2 separate regions of the Homo sapiens genome follow, and region 2 is linked to region 1. A link is a loop called in an ENCODE intact Hi-C map of the cell type or tissue named here. Cell type or tissue: Caco-2. All regions are shown on one strand. Each heading gives the region's core, and the rest is flanking DNA. Links, peaks and the distances in the headings are about the cores only.

Evidence for each region. Hi-C counts contacts between places; a loop is a spot of excess contacts. Peaks named below come from ENCODE experiments on the same cell type or tissue, not always from the same donor. Only the 100,000 strongest peaks of a DNase experiment are listed, where the experiment ranks them.
Region 2: a loop joins it to region 1, with 5 times the contacts of the local background. A loop is called at or near these places in 1 of 110 quality-filtered maps.

Annotation. Positions count from the first base shown.
Region 1 is chr2:205,356,526-205,361,913 of GRCh38, reverse strand. All of the region lies in intron 18 of PARD3B (par-3 family cell polarity regulator beta), which reads right to left. Among named protein-coding and RNA genes, the nearest start is that of NRP2, 320 kb to the left of the region's middle. In Caco-2, for the core only: no CTCF peak of the experiment used is centred there; no DNase peak of the experiment used is centred there.
Region 2 is chr2:205,271,754-205,277,141 of GRCh38, reverse strand. All of the region lies in intron 16 of PARD3B (par-3 family cell polarity regulator beta), which reads right to left. Among named protein-coding and RNA genes, the nearest start is that of NRP2, 410 kb to the left of the region's middle. RefSeq lists an enhancer at 578-1,184. In Caco-2, for the core only: no CTCF peak of the experiment used is centred there; a DNase peak (open chromatin) is centred at 3,290.

The sequences.
Region 1 (5,388 bases), core at 242-5,241:
AGATTGGCTCCACGCCTGGGGGTGGAGAAGATGAGTGGGGTAGAGGCAAATAAAAGGAACCAGAAAAAAAAATGTGTTTGGGAGGAGCTTGTTGGCCAGAGAGGACTTTAAAGAGGAGAGTAAAACGTAGCCAGATAAAAGTGTAAAACTGATCCTATGTGGCCAAGTGGTATGCACGGAGAAAAGCAAAATGGAAATTGCTTCCTAAACTCGGAAAAATTGTTGTCCTCTTAGTTAAGTGAGTAAAACCTACTGACACTGAATGAGATTAGTTACCTAAAGACGTTACCTTAAGGGGCAGGATAAAACCCTGGGTCTAGAAATTGAATCAAGGTGTGGCTAGAATGTAGGAAGATGGTTTAGGCTTAGGCAATGGTGTTGACAAATCTGAATAGAGAATGTGTTAGAAATGAGGTATTCTGCTCAGAGCTATAAAAGGGTGGGGTTAGAGAGAGGATTAGGCAAGAAGAATTCGTCAGTGTGTACTCAGCACTGTCCAGAAGAGTAGGGAGATCTGGGTGACAGTACAGCTTTTGCCTTGTTTGGAAGGTAAATTTATGTCTACTATGGGGTGATTCCAGAGGTATGGCATAATGACATTAGATTTTCCATCTACCATCTTCTCCGATTCCATGAGCTCCTGACCCTAAAATAAATGGCTTTCCAAATATACTGTCCTGCAGAGATGAATGTGCAGATACAAAAACCAAGTACCTGAGTCTGTTTGGCAGTTATCTGTCTCACTGTAAATTAATAAGTTGCACGCCCATTTGCTTTACGCATTAGTCTCCTCCAAGTTTTTTTTTCTTATCCTTATACCATTCCTCCAAATTACGTTCAACTCAACAAACATGGACAAAGTCAACTTTGTCAATCTGCAAAACGGAGCATGTGATCCTGGGTTGGGGCAGTGAAGAAGGGAGGGAAAGGAATGAGGAAGGCATATTAGACATATTAGAAAGGGAGAACTATCATGGATACTGACACAAGAAAAAAAAATAAAGACACCAATGAGACTGAGTGGAGAAAAGAAGAACTGCAATAGATTCATATATGCAGAAGAACTTGATAAATAACAAAAACAGTGCTTTCCGTGTGTCTGGGACATCTCATTTCCTCCTCCAAACAGCCCACTGAGACTTGGAGCACTGCTAAGCAGTAGTTAGCAGCTGCCACAAAGCTAGTGTGTCACAGACCTGGGATTCAGACCTGGGCAGTTCAGCCCCAGAGCCCATGCACCTGGCCATGACACGGTATGCCCCAACCCCAGGGCACTGCACTCCTCAGGGGAATGAATATGTTTTGTGATTGGTGTTGGAAAAATTTCCTCACTGTATTAAGAAAAAATAAAGCTGGCTTTCTATACCCTTCTATTACACAATAAACCAGAGTGGGATGTGAGTGGATTAAAGACCAAAATGTGAAAGGTAAGTCTATCAGCTCAGTAGAAGGAAATGTAGGAAAGTATTTTTTGTGACATAGAGGCGGAAAAAGATTTCTTAAGATCCTAAAAGCCCAAAGTATAACCACCTCTAATGAAAATAATATGATGTACTTGATTACTATAAAATGAAAGATCTCTGCTTTATGAGGTACACCACTGAAAAATCTGATTAAGACTGCAACTTGATAATGAAAAGGAAAAAAACAAAAGAAAAAACAAGAAATCCAACAAAAATGACAAATGATGTCAATAAAGAATTTACAGAATGAGATGCTATAAGAATTAACAACCATATAAAACGATGTCCAAACTCATTAGCAATGAGAGAAATTCATGTAAAAACACAATGAAATACAACTTGATATGCATTCAAATGACAAAAATCAGAAATGTAGACAATACCAAGTATTGATGGAGACCTTGGGAAATGAGAATGCTTGTGCATTGGTGATAGAAATAGATATCAATACTATGAATTTGAAATGCAAGCGGGAAAGATTAAAGAAAATTTAAAAAATGCATTTATCCTATTTTAGCTATTATTCTTTTCTGGCAGTAGTAAGGACAGAATGCATTTATTCTATGGCTCCCATGATTCCAAGCCAGAGAAATTTCCTCAGTTCCATTACAGGGCACGTATGAGGATGTTTCTTAGTGTCATTGTGCGGTAAAGGGTGCTTAGAAGCTAAGCAGATGTCCATATACATACTATATAATATGATTAAAGGATACAAAATTGTGTGAAAGAGATATTAAAAACAATGCTGAGTGGAAAAAAGAAAACAATGATATTTTGAGCACAATACCATTTCTGTGAATTACATATATCTACACAAAACAACTCTAATTATTTGTGGATATATCCCAAACACTTAAGTCACTACATGCAGAGGGTAAAAGGAGTATAGATTAAGGATTAAAGGGGAAAATCAAACAGGGAAAGAGTTTTGTATAGACAAATGACGATAGAGCCATGAACTGAGGATTACTGTTCACCCAACTCTTTGCACTCAGTCCAAAATAAAAGAGGAAACAAAAAGGAAAGCTTATGGTATGACTCTAATGGAAACAGATTACTGGCAACCTAGCCAGCCAGAGTACATGCATAAGATTTCCCTTATATATTTCATGTTATTATTGTGGAGACAAGATATAGTAGTATCTAGAGAAATTCAAGTGATTTTCCAAAGTTGTACTGTCCTAAAAGCAGAACAGATGAATTATTAACTTGCTGACAATTTAATCTTTCGAAAGTTGAAGAGACTAATGAGAGGAGCTATTACTCTGGACCAATAAAGCAAAGTTAAAGCGATGGAAACCTTGAGAGAATTGCTTGGTGTTTGTAAGAGTCAGGGAATGAAATTGCTGGGCAGCATAATTCCCAAACATTATAGATTTACTAATTATCACATTTTCAAGAGCTACCTTCAAAAATTCTGATTTCACAGGTCTAGGGAGGATCCAGAAATGTTTGCGAATTTAAAGCAAGCTGCGCCACAGACAACACTTCTCAAAAATGGAAGGGCACAAATTTCTACAAGTTCAGAGGAAAGAATGATACGGCCCCATGACCAGGGTCTAAGACAAGAAAGATGTCTTAAGGGGGAAGCAAGGCATTCAACAATAAAATTTTGATAATGATAAATGCTAAAAACTATACAGATGAGTTAAAATGCCACCGAGGTGGTAGGAATGTAAAGAATGGCATGTGGCTGATGAAACAGGAATTATTCAAAAGACGGGGGTGGGAAAGCACACCGTCTAAAACGAATGCAAGAGAGAACTGGGTAAGAATAGTGTCAGGAAGGGTTAAATCTGAGAATAAGCTCAAGCTTGAGAAAAATGCAGAGGACAATAAAAGGAATTGTTAGCGTATGTTTAGAGTGAAGGAAAAGAATGATTCACACGCCCCTTGGGGCAGATATTATAGTATTAGCAGATGACAGTAAGAGAGAACAAAAACTCAAGCATTCTGTTTGCTGCCATCTTCCCTATCAATGAGAATGATCTTCACACTAAGCCACAAAACAACAGATTAAGAAGCAACCGAAGCCTGAGAGAGGTGATAAAACTAAAAGGGAGCATCTAGCCGCTTTATGAGTTTGTGTCTCTAGGCCCAAATGAATCTTATCAGAGTTCACTGAAGGAACTCACAGATGTGACTGCAGAACTTCTGTGGGGATCTTTGAGTAATCCTAGAAGACATAAGAGATGCAGAAGATCCAGGCTAAGGTCTCAATTTTTAAAAGAGTAGCGGTGATTGGACAAGAAAGCACGTATACAGTTCTGAAAACAGCAAAATAGTGAATTTCAAGTTGCTGGATGAATACATAGATAATTTATGGAAACTCAGGAGACAAAAATTAAGAATGGGGTAATTTTAAGGGACCAAAAAGGGCTAAGAACAGCTTATGTGAAATTTACGTCCTTCTCATCTTTGAAAGATTCACCATATGAGGTGAGGAATGTCAGAATCTCTTTCAACAGTTCACCAGGTGATTCTGTGGTTCAGCCAGGCGTGGGGATGTTGACAAATGGTTATGGAGATCCCTCCAAAGCCAAAGATTCAATGACTGTGTGCTTTTTCAATGACATCACTGTATCTATGCCTTCTTATTTTATTGCTGTTTCTTCTGCTTTAATGTTATTGAGTACTTTCTAACATCTTTGGCAAAAGAGAAACATTAAGCCATAGTCTTTCTCTTAATCATTCTTCTAATAACCACTACAGATCTCATACTCTCCCTTCTCTGTTTGACTTCAGAGAAGTCTGCATAATTACAATCTATCACTATCACTTATTTTTTTTCTCATGAAACTCTCAAGTATTCTTCCATTTCCTGAGCTAAAACTTTCGTTCCAAAACTTCAGAATCTTTCATTTTGTGTACTTATTTTACTCTCCATTGGTATTTTTCTTTTTCTCTGGCATCATTGGCCCTGCTCAAATAATCTGGTTTCATTCATCTAAGCAAGTTCACCCACTTAATTACAAACACTTCTGCACCCATGTCGACTGTTTCTCTTCCCTAACGCATAGACTTTGGGTTCTTAATGTTTCTAAGCCAGACAGAAATTATTTTTGTCTTCCAAATATAATTCAACTCAGGAAGTTTCATGGACTTTATTCTGTGTGCAACACCCAATCCGAAGTGTGTAAGACCTAGTCATGTCCTCAAAATGCTTCAGCATCACCAAAGGAGTGTGAACATACACACCCGAAACTCCTAGGGAACTATTTAAGGCTAATTATGATTAAGTAGGAAAAAATGTCCTTCTCTCCTCCCACAACACACTGTGCTTAATATTTATTAATAGCAGGTAGTCAATACTTTGTTTTATTAATGAATGAGTGAACAGATAAACATATGCTGGTCCAAATTCAGTATTATAAGAAGCTAGAACAGAAAACACCACAGTGGAGCAGAGGTGGAAAGCAGTCATACAATTATTATGCAAATGAGAAACAATAGATAATAGTTTGAATCTAGGGGAAGAAAAACTTTTTCCCCAAAAGTTTCCTTGTGTTTGTTGTTACTGGAATGATGTTCTTTTTGTCTTCTATTTTTTTTTTTTTTTTGAGACAGAGTCTTGCTGTGATGCCCAGGCTGGAGTATAATGGCGCAATCTCAGCTCACTGCAACCCCTGCTTCCTGGGTTTAAGCGGTTCTCCTGCCTTAGCCTCCCAAGTAGCTGGGATTACAGGTGCCTGCTACCACACCCGACTAATTTTTGTATTTTTAGTAGAGACGGGGTTTCACCATATTGGCCAGGCTGGTGTTGAACTCCTGGCCTCAAGTAATCTGCCCATCTCGGCCTCCCAAAGTGCTGGGTTTATAGGCGTTAGCCATCACGGCTGGCCAGAATGATATTCTTTTATATGTACGCTCAGCAGAGCTTCTCAATGAAGGATACTATCTAAATCAATTTAAAAAATAATCTCAG
Region 2 (5,388 bases), core at 297-5,296, 85 kb after region 1:
ACTCAAGGATTATTCGTTGTCTGGCAAATGGAACCTTCCTGACTGTAACCTAGAAGGTTGCCTCTCCTTAATTCCTGAAGAGCATGGACTCTTGTTTAATTGTATCCCTGTTGTTACAAATATGCAGATCACTCAAACATAACAACTAGCAGGTATGGAGGTTGTCCTAGGTGCCAGAAATGGAGCTAGGTGTTCCACACAAATTCTCTCACCCCACTTCCACCTGTGAGGTGGATATTATTATTACCCATCATTTAAAGCTAAATAAGCTGAGGCTCAGCATGACTAAGGGTCACACAGAGAGCCAGCTATGGGGCCAGGACTCAAACCCAGGTCTGACAGCAATATCCATGTGGTTAACCACCAATCTATAGGTCTCTCTAGCAGGATGACAAATTTTCTAACAGCCAGAGTCCCTTGGGCTTCTCCTCCTATAGATTTCACAGGAAGCTCAGAGGCAGGAGTTTCTGTGTAAATGTCGGCTGATAAAGCGCTGCAAGCCACTTTGGAGCTTCTCTGACTTCCCCGGAATAAATATCCCCCAACGTTGCCGAGAAGGGCCATTTGTGAGATGGTGGGTGCTGCTCCCGCTCCCGAAGGCCCCGCCTAGCTCCTCATTGCCAACCTGCTTCTCCCTGCAACTCCTTTGTCTTCTTTTAAATTCTTTCAGAAAGCATTTTCTTGGTGAAGCTTTTCACCAGATTTACTTGTTGTTTCTTCTGTTAAGGATAAATAAGAAAAGAAAGGAGGAAAATACCACAAATGCTGTATAAATACCAAGGAACTGGAGGTCTTTGAGATTTCGTGATCTTTTCAGAAGACATATTTTCTCTCTAGGTTGTTTGCCAAGGCTGTCAGCACCAGGCGCCCTGCTGGCTCACTACAAAAGGAAGGAATGGCAGAGGGATGAGACTGCTAAATGCTCTTCCCATCCACATTTCTACTTCCCCTGTTTCTTTCAAATATGTCTTCCTGTATCAGCGGCTAATGTATGCCATATTTAATTCACTGTGTACATTACAAATTTCAGGAACAGAAATCCTTAATGAAGGCAACAACTTCAGTTACTTGTATTAAGACTAACTCTTAATAGATTTCTCAGACTAAATAATGATAATATGAACACACCTGAGATTACTGTGTCTGCTTTCCATTAATGCAAACACCATTCTCATAACCATTAAGAGAAACCTGTATTAGCATTTGAACAACTGTTGATATTGATATGAAAAGATCCCTGCTAAATTTCTTTTCTCTCATTAGGACATCTAATTGAACCTTTTTTTTTTTTTTTTTTTTTTTTTGAGACAAAGTTTCACTCTTGTTGCTCAGGCTGGGGTGCAATGGTGCAATCTCGGCTCACTGCAACCTCCGCCTCCCAGGTTCAAGCGATTCTCTTGCCTCAGCCTCCCGAGTAGCTGGGATTACAGGTGCCTGCCACCATGCCCGGCTAATTTTTTGTATTGTTAGTAGAGACAGGGTTTCACCATGTTGGTAAGGCTGGTCTCGAACTTCTGACGTCAGCTGATCCACCTGCCTTGATCTCTCAAATGGGATTACAGGTGTGAGCCACCACACCCTGCCCTAAATGAACTTTTTATCCACAGCTCTTGATTTTCAATAGATAAAATATAGAAATCAGAATTAAAAACAATAAAGACCCCAGATTTTTTATGCTATTATGAAGTCATTATCAACTCTTTTGGGTAATCTAAAGAGGGTGGTGACTCCTGATTTTTATAGCCGAATCTCTTAGATAAATATTTTGCCATAAGACACATGAACTTGTAATTCATGACCTCATAAGAATGTGCTTTTCAGAGACTAATTTCTCTTTTCATTATCTTTCGTCTTCTCATACAAACTGTTAATTGTATTTTCAGTGCATGGTAAATACAAGGAAGTTTTTGCTAATCTGTGAAACTCGAGAGACTTTTTTTTTTTTTAATTTTTCCCGTTCAACAGGGCACCGAAAGAAGCCTAACAGTGGCCTTGGGTTTGATTTGTGATTATATATTACCCCTTCAGTCACTTCCCTCTCAAGCAGTCTGAAATCAGAAGCGAGCCTTACTCACATTTTTTCTCTTATGTTTAAACATGTATTCAAAAGGCACACAAGCAGTTAGAAACCTAGAAGCAAGTAAAGCAAATAAAAGCCCTTTGAAGCCACAGACCACTTTACAACACAGGACAATAAAAATTAAGGAAATGATAAACATGGGAATTGGCTGAAGAAAGAATATTTAGTAAAATGACAATTCTGCTTTTTACCAGTTTTCTGAGTGGTTTAAAACACAAGGTAATATTATGATATACATACTATAGACAACTTGCTGAAAAGCCAAGAAGAGAAAATGTTATGGATTCTTTATAAAATAATATAATGATTTCTGTAGAGGGCTTAAAAGTTGCATAATAAATTCTGCATTTGGTGCTAACTGAAGAATTAATATTCAGATAGAAATATTCAGGTAGATAATTGATATTAATATTCAGATAGATAATATTCAGATAGAAAGTAAGTAGAAATGATTTATAAAAAAATCAATGTAAAAGTATACCATGTAAATTAAGGGATATCAGGAAAGGGGTTATTAAAAAAAGCAATGTACCACACATTTAATACTATTCATATTTAATAATTAATGTTTAATAATAAATATTGCAAGAACTTACCAATGAGGTGAATAAGATTACTACAGGTTTCTTCCTCAGTAATATTAAAGTCACTGCAATATAAGTTACTAAAAGCACTTAAGGAATGGAATATTTTCCTTTATACATCAGGAATGAAATCAGCTGATTATTCTTGCAAATTTTCTAAGTTTCAAGTATATAGTATATCCTAATACCAATATGCTATAGTGAAGGGAGGTAAACATGTTGCCTATTCACACAAAGAAATAAAGAGTAGAAAGAATATAGGTACTAAATTCTCTTCAGAGGTTATAATATATATGAAAATTATAGGCAATAGTAATTTATCTAAGATAAAGATATATATACATATGAGGGAAAATAAAATAGACTTTTTTTAAAAAAACTATATTTGTCCAGATCTAGATGAGCTGAGCTAATAATATGGATAACACAAAACAGGAGCCAATCCTCAAATGTGCAATGAAGTAACCAGAGTAATTACACACACTCATGGTGGTGTGTGCTCTGCAACCCCTGGGGGACTGCTGATATGATTCACATGCAGCCTTTATAAATGACCCTCACCCCCACCACAGAGCTGTACAACCTGGTGGACTTGTAACAAAAGTTCAAGATCATAGATAACTTACAAAAGTAAAACTTCTAACTATGTTTACAAATATTAATCCATTTGGCCGCAGAATACGGTGCGACTGTATACATTGTGAGTCAGCATGATACACAGCACAAGGTAGGCATTTAACAGGTGTTGGCCAAGTGAACACATGACTGATGAAATAAACAAATAGAGTGTCTTCCATACTGTAAACTCATGACATCTCAAAGAAGAAAGTGAAGACCTGATCTAGGAGGAGTTAGTGAACTCTTACGCAAATCCATTTTGTATTTTTACTCAGTATTTCTCACCTGGATTCATGGTCAAGATTGAGAAGTCTGGCTCCAAAGTAGTTGCTCCTTTAGATAGCTGCCTGCATGCTTTATACTTTTGCTGAAGGAAGAGCTGGTCATTAGAGGGAAAGGCCCTCCACAGCAGCTGATCTGACTATAAAGAAAAAACTCACACGTGCTTCTGCTCTGGCATTGTTTTGTTAGGTGAAGGAGTGGAATTCACAGTAAGTATAACAAAGGAGCGAACTCTTTCCACTGGGTGACAATGCAAAGAAGAAATGGATAGCCAGGTTTTCCAACAATAGTGGGAATTCAGGGCATTCACCCTTTGGTAACTGAGAGTTGATTGTATATATGAATAGTTAGCTGCAACTGTTAAAGTGAAAATTTAGATTAAGAACAAACATTGAAGCAATCAACACAATCTAATATTCATGAAATTTCTGCAATGTATGTGTTAGTTGCTGTTCAGAGAACACTGAACTAGTTTACAGATAATTTTCAATGTCTACATTGGAAAACTACTTTATTTCCAATTACTTCAGGTATTTTAAGTTAAATTTAGGGGAAAAACTGATATAAAGAGGATGATTTTGATTTGGCTAACTTATCTGTCTCATGTATAACTACTTATTGTTTATGCCAAATAGTTTTTCAGCTTCTTTTTAACAAAATCCTGACTTTGGAGTAGCAACCTGACTAGTTAAAAATATTCATCTCTCCAGATATTCATGCGGTTTTTTGTTTTCATGTAATGGTTTTGAATAATAAGACACGGATGAAGCATCTGAGGTTAAGTTTTTGGACAGCTATTATTTTCCAAATAAAAGGGACAGAATTATGTCTTTTGTCCTTCACCTGTCCTCCTTCTTCCTGCCTGGCACATGGAGGGGCAGCAGCCATCCCACAAACATGAGGTTGGAAGCTACACGGTATGGATGGAGACGCAGGAGGCCAGAAGTCTGGTATTTGATGACTTATTTGAACAACTGTACCAACCCTAGCCTGCCTGCCTCCTCTGTCCTTGATGCCAGACAAGAAGAAACCCTTTTTTTAGTTAAGCCACTGTTATCAATTATCTGTTATTTGCAGTCAAACACATCCTAATTGTTAAAACAAGTAATCATAAGTATTCAATGGTCCTTATATAAAATATACTAAAGTTTACCTATTTTAACACCAGCTATTAGTGCTTCTTATTTATGGCAAATACGGTCTATCAGATACAAATATAATTGTGGGGAAAATAATTATAGAAACGAGGGGACAGGTGATCTGAAATAGAACTAAGAAAATAAATAACAAAGTGGTAAAATATATATTGCCATATTTACCTTGAAAAATCAAATTAAGCAAAATTTTATTGGTATCAATCTTGTTATCACCCATTCAGAAAACAAGACAAAAATAAAGCATCTTCTTTTTTTTTTTTTTTGAGACAGAGTCTCACTCTGTTGCCCAGGCTGGAGTGCAGTGGTGTGATCTCAGCTCACTGGAAACTCTGCCTCCCGGGTTCAAACGATTCTCCTGCCTCAGCCTCCTGAGTTGCTGGGACTACAGGTGTGCACTACCATGCCTGGCTAATTTTTGTATTTTTAGTAGAGACGGGGTTTCCCCATGTTGGCCAGGCTGGTCTCAAATTCCTGACCTCAAGTGATCCACCCGCCTCGGCCTCCCAAAGTACCGGGATTATAGGCAGGAGCCACCGCACCCAGCCGAGCATCTTTCACTAATCTTGGTATAAAAGGCTAATTATGCTGTTAAGATGTAGCTAATTTAAGATTTAAATAACTTTTAAGTCTGATATGTTTTCTTTTAAAAGCAATATGGGAGCATCAG